Regions from separate parts of the Homo sapiens genome. Here regions 1 and 2 are each linked to region 3. Evidence: chromatin loops called from intact Hi-C (ENCODE). Cell type or tissue: natural killer cell. All regions are shown on one strand.

Region 1 (5,000 bases), 1.1 Mb before region 3:
CTTAATTGTCAAATATTCCTCATTGCCCCAAATCAGTATTTTTTTTATTTCTATGCAAAAGTATGCCTTCAAACTGCTTAAATGATATATGATATGATACACAAACCAGTTTTCAAATAGTAAAGCCAGTCATCTTGCAATTGTAAGAAATAGGTAAAAGATTATAAGACACCTTACACACACACACACACACACACACACGTGTGCACGCCAATGACAAAAAACAATTTGGCCTCTCCTAAAATAAGAACATGAAGACCCTTAATTGCTGCCAGGAGGGAACACTGTGTCACCCCTCCCTACAATCCAGGTAGTTTCCTTTAATCCAATAGCAAATCTGGGCATATTTGAGAGGAGTGATTCTGACAGCCACGTTGAAATCCTGTGGGGAACCATTCATGTCCACCCACTGGTGCCCTGAAAAAATGCCAATAATTTTTCGCTCCCACTTCTGCTGCTGTCTCTTCCACATCCTCACATAGACCCCAGACCCGCTGGCCCCTGGCTGGGCATCGCATTGCTGGTAGAGCAAGTCATAGGTCTCGTCTTTGACGTCACAGAAGCGATACACCAAATTGCCTGGTCGGTCATTGTCATAACCAGAGAAGTGAATTCTGCCCCCTGGCAGCTGCTTAGCAGGAGGGCTCACCCCAATCTTCATAAATTTTCTCTTGTGGGGCTTTTTGAGTTCCAGGAGGGCATAATCATAATCCATGCCGATGTCATTGGCATTGCCCTTGATCCAACCCTTGGGCACATGGGTGCGTTTCACCCGGATCCACTGAAATTTCATCTGCTCGGGCATGGCTGAAGTGGAGTCGTTGGCCCCTCGACCACCATCTTTAAACTTGGGCTTTAGGAAGCCCACTCGAAGCTTCTGGGTTCCTTTCACATAGGTTTTTCCATCGTGTATGCAGTGGGCAGCTGTGAGGACATGCTTCTCTGCCACCAGGGTGCCGGTGCAGCCCGTGGATAACTTCACTGATGTTGAGAAAGGGTAGTTGAGCAGGAAGTCCTTCCCAAAAATGCTGAACCTGCTGTCATAGCCATAAATCTGCCGCTTCCTTCGAGACTTTCCTGAAGACCCTGAGTCTCGGTGTTGGGCCCCATCTCCACTACTGCTGAGGATGTAGATGCCCACCTGCGTCTCTGTGCGGCTGCCATTGGCATAGAGCGTTTCATAAGACAGATATTGCTTGGCCTCTTCGTAAGTGGGCAGTGGAGTTCCCTTATGACACTGGGGTCCACATGAAGAAGATACTTCTAATTTGGCTTCGGCTCCAAAGTCTGGCTTGGCTAAATTGAGGGTAGACTGGGGCAAGACGACAGGGAGGCGGTATGCAGGCCAAGTGGGTTTCCAGGGGGCACTGTAAGGGCTCACTTGCCCAACAGCACAGAGCAGAAAGAAGAGAAGGAAGAGGAGCCCTGGAATCCCTGCCATGCCGAGCACTGTTCTGTAGAAACAAAGACAAGCAGGTCAGGAGGGCAAGGGCTGAACGTTCATTTACTGCAGACAGCAAAGCTCAGCAGCAGGCCTGTCATTGTTTCTGAGTCTTTGAACACTCCTCAGGAATCAGGGTGTGGAGAGGAATCCTTAGATAACGGTCTCACTTTCAACGCAAAGGCTCAACCTTAGGAAAGTTCCTGTGGCTGGGTGCCTGAAGTGAAATTGGGTGTTCCTTCCTTTCTATGTTTAAGATGTCCCTAATGATGGTAGACTGCAGAGTAGCAGGCATAAAGTCATTAGTCCCCTGGCTAACTGACTGACCAGCCCCAATTTCCACGTAATTTTGAGCCCTCTTTGTGCTTGATTCTAAACCTCCTCCTCTTCTACCTTCATGATGTCCCCGCCTTTCCCTCCTCCTTCTCTCATTCTCATTGTAACATGTACTTGGAAAATTTTCAGAGCAACTTGGTCACTCAGAGGGTCAATTTAAATTACATGGCTTACTGAGTGACTGAGACATCAAAGAAGGACAGCTCCACAGTGTCACAATTACCACCACTCCTGTGGTTTTTAAATGATGGTGCACTCGAGAAAGGGTATGAGATTTTTTGTTTTGTTTTGTTTTTTGCTTTGAATTTACAACAACCTTTACTATTATATATATTGAGTTCCAGAGTGGCTAGGCTTCTAATAAAATATTCCTTCTTCCTTTGGATTATGTTGTACACTACCAGGATCTTTGTCAATATCTAAAGCTCTAATATTGCATCAGCTATAACACTATGAACTGTTACCATTGGTTACTTTTTCAGTTGTTTATATCTGTATTACCAACTAAATCTCTTAAATTTGGGCCTGTGCTAGCACTCGACAAAGATTTGTTAAATGGATGCTTGTATTAATGGAAAAGTGAATGAATGTTGCATGCTGACGCTAATGACAATGATGTACATGGATGATGCGGTAGCTCAGAGAAACAGCTTGAGGCCAATTGTGGGAGTAAGAACAAGAGAGGCCTTCTAGGAGAAGTGATGCTTGAGAAATAGTATGCCACAGCCTCGCTCCAACCTCTCAATATAGAGGACCAAATGTATTATTTGGCAAATGCACCCGTTCTTTTCAAATGTACCCACCATTTAGAAGCAATAGGAGTCCTAGTAAAGGTGACACCGTGGAGCTGTCCCTCCTTGATGCTTCGGTCATTCAGTAAGCTATGTAATTTAAATTTACCCTCTAAATGAACAAATTGCCTAGAAATTTTCCAGGCATCACCTGATGTTTCAGATGGGTGCTGAAGTAGAAAAGAAGTCTGATAACATAAGACAGAGAGAAGGGGATACTTAGGGAAGGGAAACAAGAGTCTGTGCAAGGGCACAGCAACATGCAACCATGTGAGTAATTTGGGGAATCACACTTAGCTCAGCAAGGGTGGAGTAGAGGAAGTGGTGGAGGCAGCAGGCAAGAGCTAGATTGTGAAGTGCTATGTGTACTAAACAAAGAAGTTTGGATTTTATACTGCAAGGTATGTTTAAATGCCCAGATCAATCATCCCACAAGAAAAACAACAACGAGGAATACTGAAAGTGCTTTCATAAATGTTTAAGCATCAGTTGGCTCTCAGTGGCTCTGACTCTTCTGGTTCAATAGAAGCTGACTCAGCAGGTAGGGTAACTCATTCACAACCAAGCATCCAAAAACAAGGACCCGGAAGGGGTGGGTCTCAAGAGGCTCTGGGAACACAGCAGAAGTTAGGAAGAAACTGTTTTGTTATTCTCATTCTCTTCCTGTTTGAAAGTACAGATCTACTGGCAACTTTGGGTGCCTTTTGCTCCCTTTTATATAAAAGTAGAAAATCCCAATGATCTGATGTAGTATAGCTGAGCATGCCCATTCTCATTCCCAATATCCACACTGTGTTTCTAACATATGTGTGTGCCCCACCCACCTCTGGGACCTTTTTGCTTGACTTTTTCTCTTGGCTTCCACTTCAGTCAGGGAGAATAGGGATAGGAAAAGAAAGAAATAAGGTCCTGGAAAAGCCAGTTCCTTGGGACTCCCTAATTCCTTGAAATTCTACTTGTCTCCATCTTTCCAAATAGGAAGGGTCCCTGAGCCCTTTTGTAGGAAGGAAATACATTTAATTATTTCTTTAAATCCTTGAAAACATGGGGTGCCCGCATATGTGCACACACGTGTTTGTATGTGCTTGTTGGGAATATTGCCAAGACTAAAGGTTTTAAGTGGACTAGGAAGGGGATGCCAATGCTAGCTGAGTCCTCCTCTCCAATGGAGAACTTGGCAGTGAAATGGGTGTGGTGATGACAACCCTTTAGGAGATCTGTGGGGCATGGTTCTGATTATTCCCACCTACTGGCTAAGGAGTCATCCCTTGGGCTTATCGAGGACTTGAGCAGCCTTTTCTCTATATAAGTTGCTGTCTAGGTGACTAAATGCCCCACTCACACCAGAATCCCTGCCAAATGTGACAGGGACTAGGAGGAGTCATATATCTCCCACATGGCTGTATCTTGGGCTTCAACGCACCATTCTCTCCTCCCTTTGAGTAATGTGGGGAATGTTAATGTGACTTACATTGAGCACATGGTAAGCCAAGTTTTACTTCAGCTTATCTTAAGAAAGAAAACACAGAATGCGGAGGTCCAACCTGCCAAGCGTTCTTGTTTTTAAAATACGATTCTTGGGGGAGAAAGAGTAGGAGATGAGGTAGTATTATAGTATGTATTATCATCAGCTACAGATAATATTTTCAATGTGCATGAAGAACATGGCAGTTACAATATCCTCTTTCATGAGCCACAGCCTTACTCCAACCTCTCAATATAGAGGATCAAATGTATTCTTTGGCAAAATGATGAATGATTATGTCTCAAGAAACTTTGGGATCAGTTATGAATCACAGAATCCTGTTAGAGAATGCTAAAGAGTCTACTGCATGATAGAATATTACTAATTCAGAGTTCTTACAACTTGAATTCTGTTCATTTAGCCAGGAGTGAAGGAGAAGCCAGCCATCTATAAGAAAAAAACAAACTGCTAACCCAACAGGACAGTGTGAAGCTTTAACTTTGAAGAATAAATTTTTCAGAGACTTAATAAGTCCTAATTTCTATTAGTTTGCAACTCTGCTTCCAAGTTCTCCACATTACTAAACCCTATTTACTAACTTGTGTGATAAGACTTTGTTCTGACAGCATTATATATCTTGCTTAAAGCTTCCATGTAACGCTAAAAGTTATAAAATTGCATTTAAAAAAGTTTAATTCAGATTTAGAAATGAATGCAGACTTTTAGAAACTAATGCCCATCAAATTACTTCAAACTGATTAGGCTTAGATATTTTTAAAATATCTAATCAGAAATTAGAAGATACAGCTGTGGGTTCTCAAGCCCTTAAATGGGTTTAAACTGATGTCTGTATTAAAGCTACAAGCTTCTTAAGTTGCTTAGTCCTTTACCAAATGTTTATTTAGGGTGCTTTAGAAATTCTTCTGAATAGCATCCTCAACCAGATGATTGCTTTAGCTGGTCTTTT
Region 2 (5,000 bases), 310 kb before region 3:
GATCATGGCTCACTGCAGCCTTATCCTCCTCAGGCTCAAGAAATCCTCCCACATCAGTCTCCCAAGTAGCTGGGACTATAGGCATGTGCCACCACGCCTGGTTAATTAAAGAAACTTTTTATTTTTGGAGAGATGGGGGTCTCCCTATGTGGCCCAGGCTGGTCTTGAACTCCTGGGCTCAAGTAATCCTCTTGCCTCAGCCTCCCAGAGTGCTGGGATTACAGGTGTGAGCCAGCATGCCTGGCCCTTATCCTATTTTTTGATATGAATTCTTAATTTTCTTTATTCTTATTTACTATCGTTGGACATTTATATTTTGACATATTTCACTGAAATGTAATATTTATACTAATGGCTGTAATGTCTCCTTTTTTTTTTTTTTTTTTAAAATGAGGTGGGTCTTACTCTGTTGCCCAGGCTGGAGTGCAGTGGTGGAATCACATCTCACTGCAGCCTTGACTTCCCGGGTTCAGACAATCTTTCTGAGTACCTGGGACCACAGGCATCTGCTACCACGCACAGCTAATTTTTAATTTTTATACAGACAGGGTCTCCTTGTGTTGCTCGGGCAGGTCTCAAACTCCTGGGCTCAAGGATCCTCTCTACCAGCTGAGCCTCCTAAAGTGCTGGGATTATAGGTGTGAGTCACCATATCCTGTATGTCTCTGTTTTTTAATTCATATTTTCCCCAGTTAATTTACAGGGACATTTCATTTCAACCACTGCCTTATCTTTTCTAAAACAAAATCAAGATCAAGTTCTTACTAAGCATCCATTATCAACATATCTCTGGTCGATACAGCATGGTTATTTGTATGTTGTGAACTGGATCTAGAAATTGGAAATAAGTTTTTAAAAAGTAGGATTTGAATATTTTGCATATGTAGAATTTGTATTTGGGCTAGTGGTTTGTGTAACTACATTAAAAATGCGTATAACATACCAGACTGTACCTGAATTAATTCCCTTTTAAAGCACAAATGGTTTTTAATGTCTCAGTTAATAATATCTTATGGGTGCTTAGTTTGCGTATTGTCAAGAAGGATCTGGTAACTAGGATGTGATTTCTAAGAAGATGCATGTAAGGAAGAAATAAAGTAGAAGATCTGTCCCAGGATATCTTTTATTTAAAAGTAAGGTAACTGGGACTTTTTTTTTTTCCAAAAGGATCTTGTTTTAAGAAGACAGTTATTTTGTAATTAATGTCTGGGCTTCCTATTCTTTCCTGTAAGAATTAGTCATATGATTTATATTTTCATTTTTCATTATCCTTACTAGTCTTTTAGTAGTTTTGCAATACAGAAAATAGAAATAGAGTTATCAAAGTGGTAGTAATGAGTAAGATTTGATCACACATGTCAAATGCCTGAGGCATTTTATTTATTTTTATTTTTTCTGTCGCCATGGCAGAACAGAATGCCTGAGGTATATAATAAAATTCACAAATGTATCCTTTTTCCTCCCAGATATGTCTAGTTAAGTTTCTGAACAGTATGTGTTTTAAAAGAGGAACTCTAAAGAGAACTTAATATTCAACTATTTTTTGTAGCCGCTTATTCATAATTAGCAAATGAATTCTGAAATACTTTTGTAATTATTGTTCCCTGATGGATTTATTTGCTATGTTAAGAAATAGTATAAGACTTTGGGCATCTATATACCTTTTGTGTTTACTGAATATTTTATATATCTGGATAATTTTTAAAGGTGTCTTTGAATTTAAAGTTACTATGGCAGGTGAGAAGTGAAACACTTCATAAGATGTGATTGACATTTTTCTTTCATACGCTTTGTGAGACATTTATATGAAACATTTACTTTGATGTTTAAAAAACACTGATTGTTTAAAAATAATCTATTTTAATAATCAGAATTGCTTTCATTTAAAAATATTTGTTTATTTGGCCATGATAATCATTTAGAATAGTTAATGTGAAAGTTCACCGTAGACATAGTTGTTTCTCCTTTGTTTTCTTCAGCTCTGAAATGGTTAATTTCATGGTTTCTCACTTAAAATAAAGAAGTAAGAAAAATAAACTTACAGGCTTCTTGGCAAGAGGTTAGAGCCCTACCAGGAAGAAGTAGCCTTAGACTTTCAAAGTAAAGTCTTAGTATTTGCTCTTCCTGTTCTTTTGGTAGCTAAAGTGGCATTTCCGTTACTTTGTGTTCTGTCTTAGTATGTTCCCAGTTAAACTGCTTTATACGTTTCTCTAGAGAATCAAAATTTTGGACTTGACCTTTTAGTATTTTGTATGTTCACTGTGTATGTGAATCATTTTGGGCAGTTAGATAGTTCTTTAAAAGAGAATCTTGATGAACCTAAGCCTTTGTATTAAAAATTATGTTCAGAGTTGTGATTTGTTAGATTATCAGAAAATGAAGGATTTCTCAAGTTATATTATTATCAAGATATATTATATCCCCCACGAAAGTGGTACATTTGTTAAAATTGATGGACCTACATTCAGACATCTTTACCACCCAAAGTCCATGGTTTACATTAGGGTTTTTTTTTTTTTGAGACGGAGTTTCGCTCTTGTTGCCCAGGCTGGAGTGCAGTGGTGCGATCTCAGCTAACTGCAACCTTTGCCTCCTGGGTTCAAGGGATTCTCCTGCCTCAGCCTCCCAAATACCTGGGATTACAGGTGCCCACCACCACGCCCAGCTAAATTTTTGTATTTTTGATAGAGATGGGGCTTCACCATGTTGGCCAGGCTGGTCTCGAGCTCCTGACCTCAGGTGATCCACCCACCTCGGCCTCCCAAAGTGTTGGGATTACAGGCGTGAGCCACTGCGCCCGGCCAAGGTTTACTCTTGCTGTTTGTATGTTCTATGGGTTTGGCCAATTGTATGGCACATATCCACTGTTGTAGCGGTACAATGTTTATCTGCCCTGAAATACTCTGTGCTCCCCCTCGCCATCCCTTCTCTTCCCCAGCCACTGGCAACCACTATTTTTTGTTAACTGTCTCCATAGTTTTGCCTTTTCAAGATGTCATAGTTGGAATCATACAGTCTATAGCCTTTTCAGATTTTCTTTTTTCACGTACTAATATGCGTTTACGATTTCCTCAATGGCTTTTCACGGTTTGACAGCTTTTTTTTTTCTTTTGCACTTGACTATTCTATTATCTGGATATACCCGGGTTTATTTGTCCATTTACTTACTGAAGGACATCTTGGTTGCTCCCTAGTTTTGGCAATCGTGAATAAAGCTGCTATAAACATCAAACATCTGTGTGCGTGTCTTTTGTGTGGACATAAGTTTTCAGTTCGTTTGGGTAAATAGCAAGGAACACAGTTGCTGGATCATATGGTAAGAATACCTTTAGTTTTGCAAGAAACCTCTAAACTGTCTTTCAAAGTGATGGTACCATTTTATATTCCCACCAGTAATGAATGGGAGTTTCTGTTCACATTCTCACCAGCATTTGATATTGTCACTGTTAATGGGTTTTGGCCATTCTAATAGGTGTGTAGTGGTATTGTTTTAATTTGCATTTTCCTGATTATGTGACTTTTTTTCATATGCATACTCGCCATCTTTATATCTTCTTTAGTGAGGTGTCCGTTAAGGTCATTGTCCTGTTCTTAAAGTCAGGTTCTTTGTTTTCTTATTGTTGAGGTTTGAGAGTTGTTTATTTTGAATAACAGTCCTTTATCAAATGTGTCTTTTCTTTTCTTTTTTTTTTTTTTTTTTTTTTTTTGAGATGGAGTCTTGCTCTGTCTCCCGGGCTGGAGTGCAATGGGGCCATCTCATCTCACTGTAAGCTCTGTCTCCCAGGGGTTCAAGTGATTCTTCTGCCTCAGCCTCGCAAGTAGCTGGGATTACAGGTGTCTACCATCATGCCTGGCTAATTTTTGTATTTTTAGTAGAGATGGCGTTTGACCATATTAGCCAGGCTGGTCTTGAACTCCTCATCTCAGGTGATCCGCCTGCTTCAGCCTCCCAAAGTGTTGGGATTACAGGCATGAGCCACTGAGCCCGGCTATCAAATGTATCTTTTGCAAATATTTTCTCCCAGTCTGTGCCTTGTCTTTTTCATTCTCTTGACAATGCCTTTCACAGAGCAGAAAATTTTAATCTTAATGAAGTCCAGTTTAGCAGTTCTTTCTTTCATGGGTCATGCCTTCATCATTGTATTTAAAAAGTCATCAACAAACTCAAGGTCATCTAGATTGTCTTCTATGTCACCATTTGGGAGCTTTATAATTTTGCATTTTACATTTAGGTCTGTGATCCATTTTGAGTTAATTTTTGTGAGTGTAATGTCTGTCTCCTGATTCATTTTTTTTTTTTTTGCCTGTGGATATCTAGTTGTGCAGTACTATTTGTTGAAAAGATTATCTTTGCTGCATTGTATTGCCTTTCTCCTTTGCTGGCAGTGGTTCTTAAGGTGTGGTCTGGGGACTTTTGGGGGTCCTCAAGACCATTTCAGCAAGTTTGTGAGTTCAAAACTGTTTTCATATACTAAGACATTATTTGCCTTTTCTATTTTTATTCTTTCAAGAACCACTGTACAGTGGAGTTTTCTAGAGGCTGTGTGATGTGTGTGTGATATTGCCATAGGTTGAATGTAGTAGCAGATAATGATAATTCAACTATTTCCTATTAAACCACAAAATAGAGTTTTGCCAAAATGTGAAACAGTGCCACTCTTCTAAATTGTGGGGTTTTTTGAAAATACTGTTATTTTTCAAATGAATTAATGTTGATAAATTTATCAGTTTCAGTTTCTAACAGTAAATATTGGTAGAGAACCCCCACATGAAAGCTCTTGGCTCCTCAATTTTAAAAGTGTGAAGGTTCTGAGACTAAAAAAATGCACCTTTAGGGATGAGTGTGTATTAGAAGGGACAAAAGAGTACTCAAAGAGGAACTAGATCTAAGGGATCCTTTGAATTCTCAAAGTAATTTTGGATTTGATTTTGTAGGTAACAGTGCCTCAACTTTTGGAAGATTTCAAGCAAGAGATGTGGTATCATAATCCCTATGTCCA
Region 3 (5,000 bases):
AAAGATTGGGGGAAGGACTTAGAAAGCAGTAGAGCTGGGACTGCACTGAGTCTCTCTTTCTACCTCAGGATGTGGGCCCCTGCATTTTGGAGAGGTGCAAGTACCTTTGATTCCTTCTGCTCAGGAGGTGTTATTTATGGTCTGCAATTCTGCCCCTCTAGATAGTCAGCTTACGAGGAGAAAGCCTCCTTTCATTTCCTCCCTCCCTTCTATCTTTTCTTGGCACCTGGGATTCCAAGCTGCTGAGTCTTGTCTGTAGTTCTATGATTCTGTCTGAATAGAGTGAAGGTGTTTCTTGGGCACTTGCATTGGTTGATGAAAATATCCTCAAAAAATGCAAAGTTCTGCCTGAAATTAGGCCTTATAAGGGGTGTGAGTGTGTACCCTCTGGCATCAGCCAATCTACAACTTCAGCGAAAATGGTGTGAGTCCCTTCCTAGTGTTGGTGTTGCAGACACTCCTTCTGTCTGTTGTTTCTGAAGGTGCCCCAGCAGCTGCGACTGGTGCTGCCTTTGTGTTTTGCTTTTGTGACTAAATGGCAGGAAGAAGGCTTGGATTGGTGAAAAGCCTGGTGTGAGTCAAGCCCTACCTACCATCATTTTCCCAAGAGACTTTCTAGTTAGGCACCATGTACCTCATGTGGACTTGGCCATGGACAGTTTCAGGACCCTGGAGCTAGGGAGCAGTGACAGTGCACAGATAGATGGCAGACCTATGGCTTGTGGACCCTGAAAAAGGCTCAACTCATAGCCTGACCCCCTCTTTGCTTTAGGCCTGAAGGGACTTGTGGGGATAGTTTGGAGGTTGTTCTGCTCCTCGGATGGTGGAACCAGAACTGGATCTCTGAAAATGTTACTCCATGGGCTTTTGTTTGTCAGCGCCTTTTCCATTCCATTGCTGTTTGTCTTTGCCTCTTCTACCAGAGTTATAGCCTAATAACTATGAAATTTTTTTTTGTTGTTGTTCCATATCAGTCATTTTACAGAAAAAAAGATAAAGCCCAGAAAGGGTAAATGACTTGCCCAGGGCCACACATTAAGTCAGTGCCAAAGCCATGATGAGAAATCTCTTGGGCCGGTGCTTTTCCCTCTGCTCTATTCTGCTCATCGTTGTTATTCTTTCAGAAAGGAACAGTAAGGGTTTGATCATGACACAAAAAACTCTGCTGCTTGGAACCGGAGATGAAACTGACATGCGTTTGCATCTCATTCCTACCACTAATGAACTGTGTTTCACTGGGCAAGTTATTTAACCTCTCTGAGCCTCAACTCAGAGTGGGCATGATCATAATACTACATTTAAATTCAAAAGATTAATGTCAGGATTAAGTAAAATAATTTTTAGGAAGCAAGAGATAGCGAGAGATTTGATAAAGGATACAAAATTACAGTGACCTGATGACTATATGTTATGTATATCAAAACATCACTGTTTCCTCATGAATATACAAAATTATTATTTGTCAATTAAATTAAAAATAATTTTTAATCTTCCTGGCACATAATATGTGATAGTTCATTTTAATTCCTTTATTCACCACTCTACCTATACCTCCAAAAAGGGGCAGGAGATTCTAGTTAGTAGACTGATTCCTTAGAAGGAAATTACTCCTAAAACTCTTAATTATTTAATGTAGTAGAAGTTAATTGAGCACCTATTAAGTACAAGGAACTGCTCTGGACAATGATATGAAGAGAATTCCAGGGTGATTGAAAACATGGCCCCAGCTCTCAAGGAATTTACTATCTAATGACCTTTATCCATTTAATGGATTATCAGTTGCAAATTTAAAATCTCAATTTTGTTTCCCTAACATGACTTTACAATGCCTCATTCCTCCTAGGTGTTATTTGGCTTAGAAACACATTATATAATTATATCAGCCCAATCAAAACATCATTAGAAAGGCCAATTTATTACTAAAATTCAGACTTTTCTTTTAAATACTAATGTTTTATAGACTTTGGAGTATAACTCTCCCGTAGCCAAGAGGACATCACTAATGGATACACCACTGTTGCCTGCAAGACCAGATATCACTTTAGAATCTTTTTCAGTATGGCGGTAGATGAGATCTGGCATTCAAATGGAAATGTTGCCATTCCTAATATGTCCAGTGCTTTGACTTGTTCACAGCCAAGCTCATTCAAGATACTTTGGAGATGATTTAGTTTATATGTCACTTCCCATCTTTTTTTTTTTTTTTTTTTTTTTAAAAAAGAGAGTTTCTCTCTGTGACCCAGGCTGGAGTGCAGTGAGGCAATCATAGCTCAGTGCAGCCTCCAACTCCTGGGCTCAAGTGATCCTCCTGTCTCCCAAGTAGCTAAAACCACATGTGTGTACTACCACATCCAGCTAATTAAAAAAAAAGGTTTTGTTACTTCCCATCTTGATTTCATGGATAGGAAAAGTGAGTGTTGCACAGAGACATATCCAGTTCCTAAATCACTTGGTCTGTTAATGGTAGAACATGGACTCGTACCCAAGGAAATAGTCACTGGGGTGTCTCTGGGGTACAGCTGAGACAATAACGGTTCCAGATCACTGTTGCTACCACACTGTCTTTTATGTTGCTCCACTACCTGTAGCCACAAGTACTGGACCCAGTTATTACCATGTATCGCTACACAGCCTGCTTCCCTAACTCCCATGTGGAGACATTTCACAGACCAGCAGTGAAGGAGACATCAGGGTGGATTCTTTCTCTCTCTTCCACCCCTATCCTGTGTCTTCTCTCCTGCTGCCCTGACCCACCTTTAAGGAAACATAACCATACATACACATATGTAATTTTAGTCTTTTATGGTTTGAAAATCACATACTCAAAAGGTGGCATTTCCTGTGCTTTGCGTCACACTGCCAGCAGGAAATTGCTGCTCATGTCTGTCTGTACACCACCACCAGCACTGCATCCCCCACCCCCATATACACACAACCACATCTACAGCGATGGGTGTTTTTGCAGTAGATACGATCTCAACCGCCACCACATCTTATGATTCTCAGCTGCCTCCTTAGACCTAGTTGTGTTTTTTTTTTTTTTTTTTTTTTTTTTTTTTTTTTAATGAAGGCAGTTGTCATTGAAGGACTAATTTCCAGGACCTCTCATGGTGTTTTTCTGTCAAAGCAAAGGGGAAAGGAACTAACATTTGTCAAGGGACTGTACATGGATCTTCACATAGATTTTCCTATTTCATCTTCAAAACAGTGTAGCTGAATCCACTTAACAGATGAGGAGATAGGGTTGAAGAGGGTAAGTGCCCCGCAGGATTGAAGCCTTGTTGATCCAACATCAAGGCCTGTGCACTTCCCTTACACTGTGCTGCCTCTCAGCAGACTGCAGAGATCTACGATGTGTCATGTAAAAGGTGGATATTTCTTGTTTTCTACTCTAAGGAAGGTTTGTAGTTTGTTTTCCACATGTTGGTTTTCAGATTCTTCATCAAAGATTGAGTTCCTTAGGAGAAAGAGTGAAGTGTGACAGCCATCTTAGAAACCGAAATCATGTTTGGCTCTCTGAGGCAGGATCGGGTAGTAGAAAGTGTGTTGGCTGGGAGTCAGACTGGCTTCTGCTGCCAGCTCTGTGTGACCTTGGGCAAGCCTCTTAACTTCTCTGGGCTTCTATCATTTTATCTAGAAAGTGAGGTCATTTGTAACTATCTAAGGTACCTTTCAGCTCTCACATTCAAAACAAACATCTGAGAGCACCTCCAAATCACACAGTCTAAACATCTTGCCCAGTATATTCTGGGCAAGATGAAAAAAGAAAGGCTGGAGAATAGACCAGTCAACCTATCTGGCCAGCAGCTGTCCACAGTTGACTAAATACTATGAACCAGGTCCTGCAGGTGATGTTCGAGCTTTGCCTAGTCCTGTTGAGTAGCTGGAAGCTGAGGTGTACATAAGTGAGCACAAGGAGAAAAGGGGTAGGCTGAGGGCAAATGTGTTGAATCCAGCCCAGAGGGCATTTCTGCTCTTCTGGCTTTCCTCTGTAAGTGCTCACACTCTTGGCATGAAAAGGAGTTGACATTGACAGTTAGGGCTGTAGATAGAATTTTTAATGTCCAATTTGAAGCAGATGGCTGGTATGGGAATTAATGAGTCAGTGAACAAATAGCCAGACAGGGTTTAGATATGGCTTTTAGCATACAGAAGAGGTAAAATGGCCATCTTTTGAAATGGATGAAATTCTTTGAACAGCATGGTGAAATTGTAAGGATGAAATGATAAGAGGCTTGTTAAGTGTCAGATGTGTGGTTCAGCACAAAGCAGATACTGTGTGCTAGCTGAAGGAATGGGAGAATGAACGAGAGAATGACCAGGACATCCCACCTGGGAGGCCAGCAGGCCAGTGTACTTTCTGGATTGAGTGCTCTTCTTCAGCCCTCACTTCTGCCCACCAGCCCACCGGTGTTTACTGAGCGTCTTCTCTCTACTTAACTCTCTGCTAAACATAACGTGTGTGTGTGGAGAGGATGGTAAAGGATAAATGTCAGTCCCAAGAAACTTACCCCTTTCTCTCTTCATCTAGATGGTACGATAATTAGAGAATCAAATGCTCATTTTGTTGATGTAATTAGAGTTCAGAAAAAAATGAGAGATGAACGTGGGCTGGAAAACGAGAAGATTTTAACAGCAGCACTAGATAGTGGGATTCTAAAAATGATCTACATCTTTACAAAACTTTGATGTTATACATATGGATTTATCTACGAAATAGTACAAGTGACTAAGATAGAAAAAGAAGTTGATTATTAAACCTAGTAGTGATAGTCATGTAAGGAAATATGTAAGTGGCACTTAACTACATTTGAAAGAATTTCCTGTTCTTTTGCCACTTTAAAACAAGTGAGCCAGAAACCCTTTCCTTACTATAATGGCTATCAGCCTTTGTAGGGACCATGTGTTTCAGGGAGTCGATGCAAAACCTGTGCTCATTGTGCATTGATCGTGGGCTTACAGACAGTCATTTAGGCAGGAACAGATCAAGGGTTGCACAA

The links. Hi-C counts contacts between places; a loop is a spot of excess contacts. Peaks named below come from ENCODE experiments on the same cell type or tissue, not always from the same donor. Only the 100,000 strongest peaks of a DNase experiment are listed, where the experiment ranks them.
Region 1: it touches region 3 in a loop (16-fold over the local background); 2 of 110 quality-filtered maps call a loop at or near these places.
Region 2: it touches region 3 in a loop (4-fold over the local background); 8 of 110 quality-filtered maps call a loop at or near these places.

Annotation. Positions count from the first base shown.
Region 1 is chr11:86,804,085-86,809,084 of GRCh38, reverse strand. It overlaps PRSS23 (serine protease 23), which reads right to left. Exons shown (of 2, transcript NM_007173.6): 2 at 1-1,454. The coding sequence starts at 1,441. The coding sequence ends at 290. Among named protein-coding and RNA genes, the nearest start is that of PRSS23, 6.0 kb to the right of the region's middle. In natural killer cell, no CTCF peak of the experiment used is centred here; a DNase peak (open chromatin) is centred at 2,874; H3K4me3 peaks cover 252 bases; H3K27ac peaks cover 4,005 bases.
Region 2 is chr11:86,060,038-86,065,037 of GRCh38, reverse strand. The region is part of intron 1 of PICALM (phosphatidylinositol binding clathrin assembly protein); the gene reads left to right. LOC124902730 (a long non-coding RNA gene) reads left to right here and starts at 1,162. Exons shown (of 2, transcript XR_007062822.1): 1 at 1,162-5,000. In natural killer cell, no CTCF peak of the experiment used is centred here; DNase peaks (open chromatin) are centred at 607 and 2,137; H3K4me3 peaks cover 1,040 bases; H3K27ac peaks cover 3,403 bases.
Region 3 is chr11:85,750,981-85,755,980 of GRCh38, reverse strand. All of the region lies in intron 2 of SYTL2 (synaptotagmin like 2), which reads left to right. Among named protein-coding and RNA genes, the nearest start is that of SYTL2, 58 kb to the left of the region's middle. In natural killer cell, no CTCF peak of the experiment used is centred here; DNase peaks (open chromatin) are centred at 90, 490, 2,920 and 3,890; H3K27ac peaks cover 4,774 bases.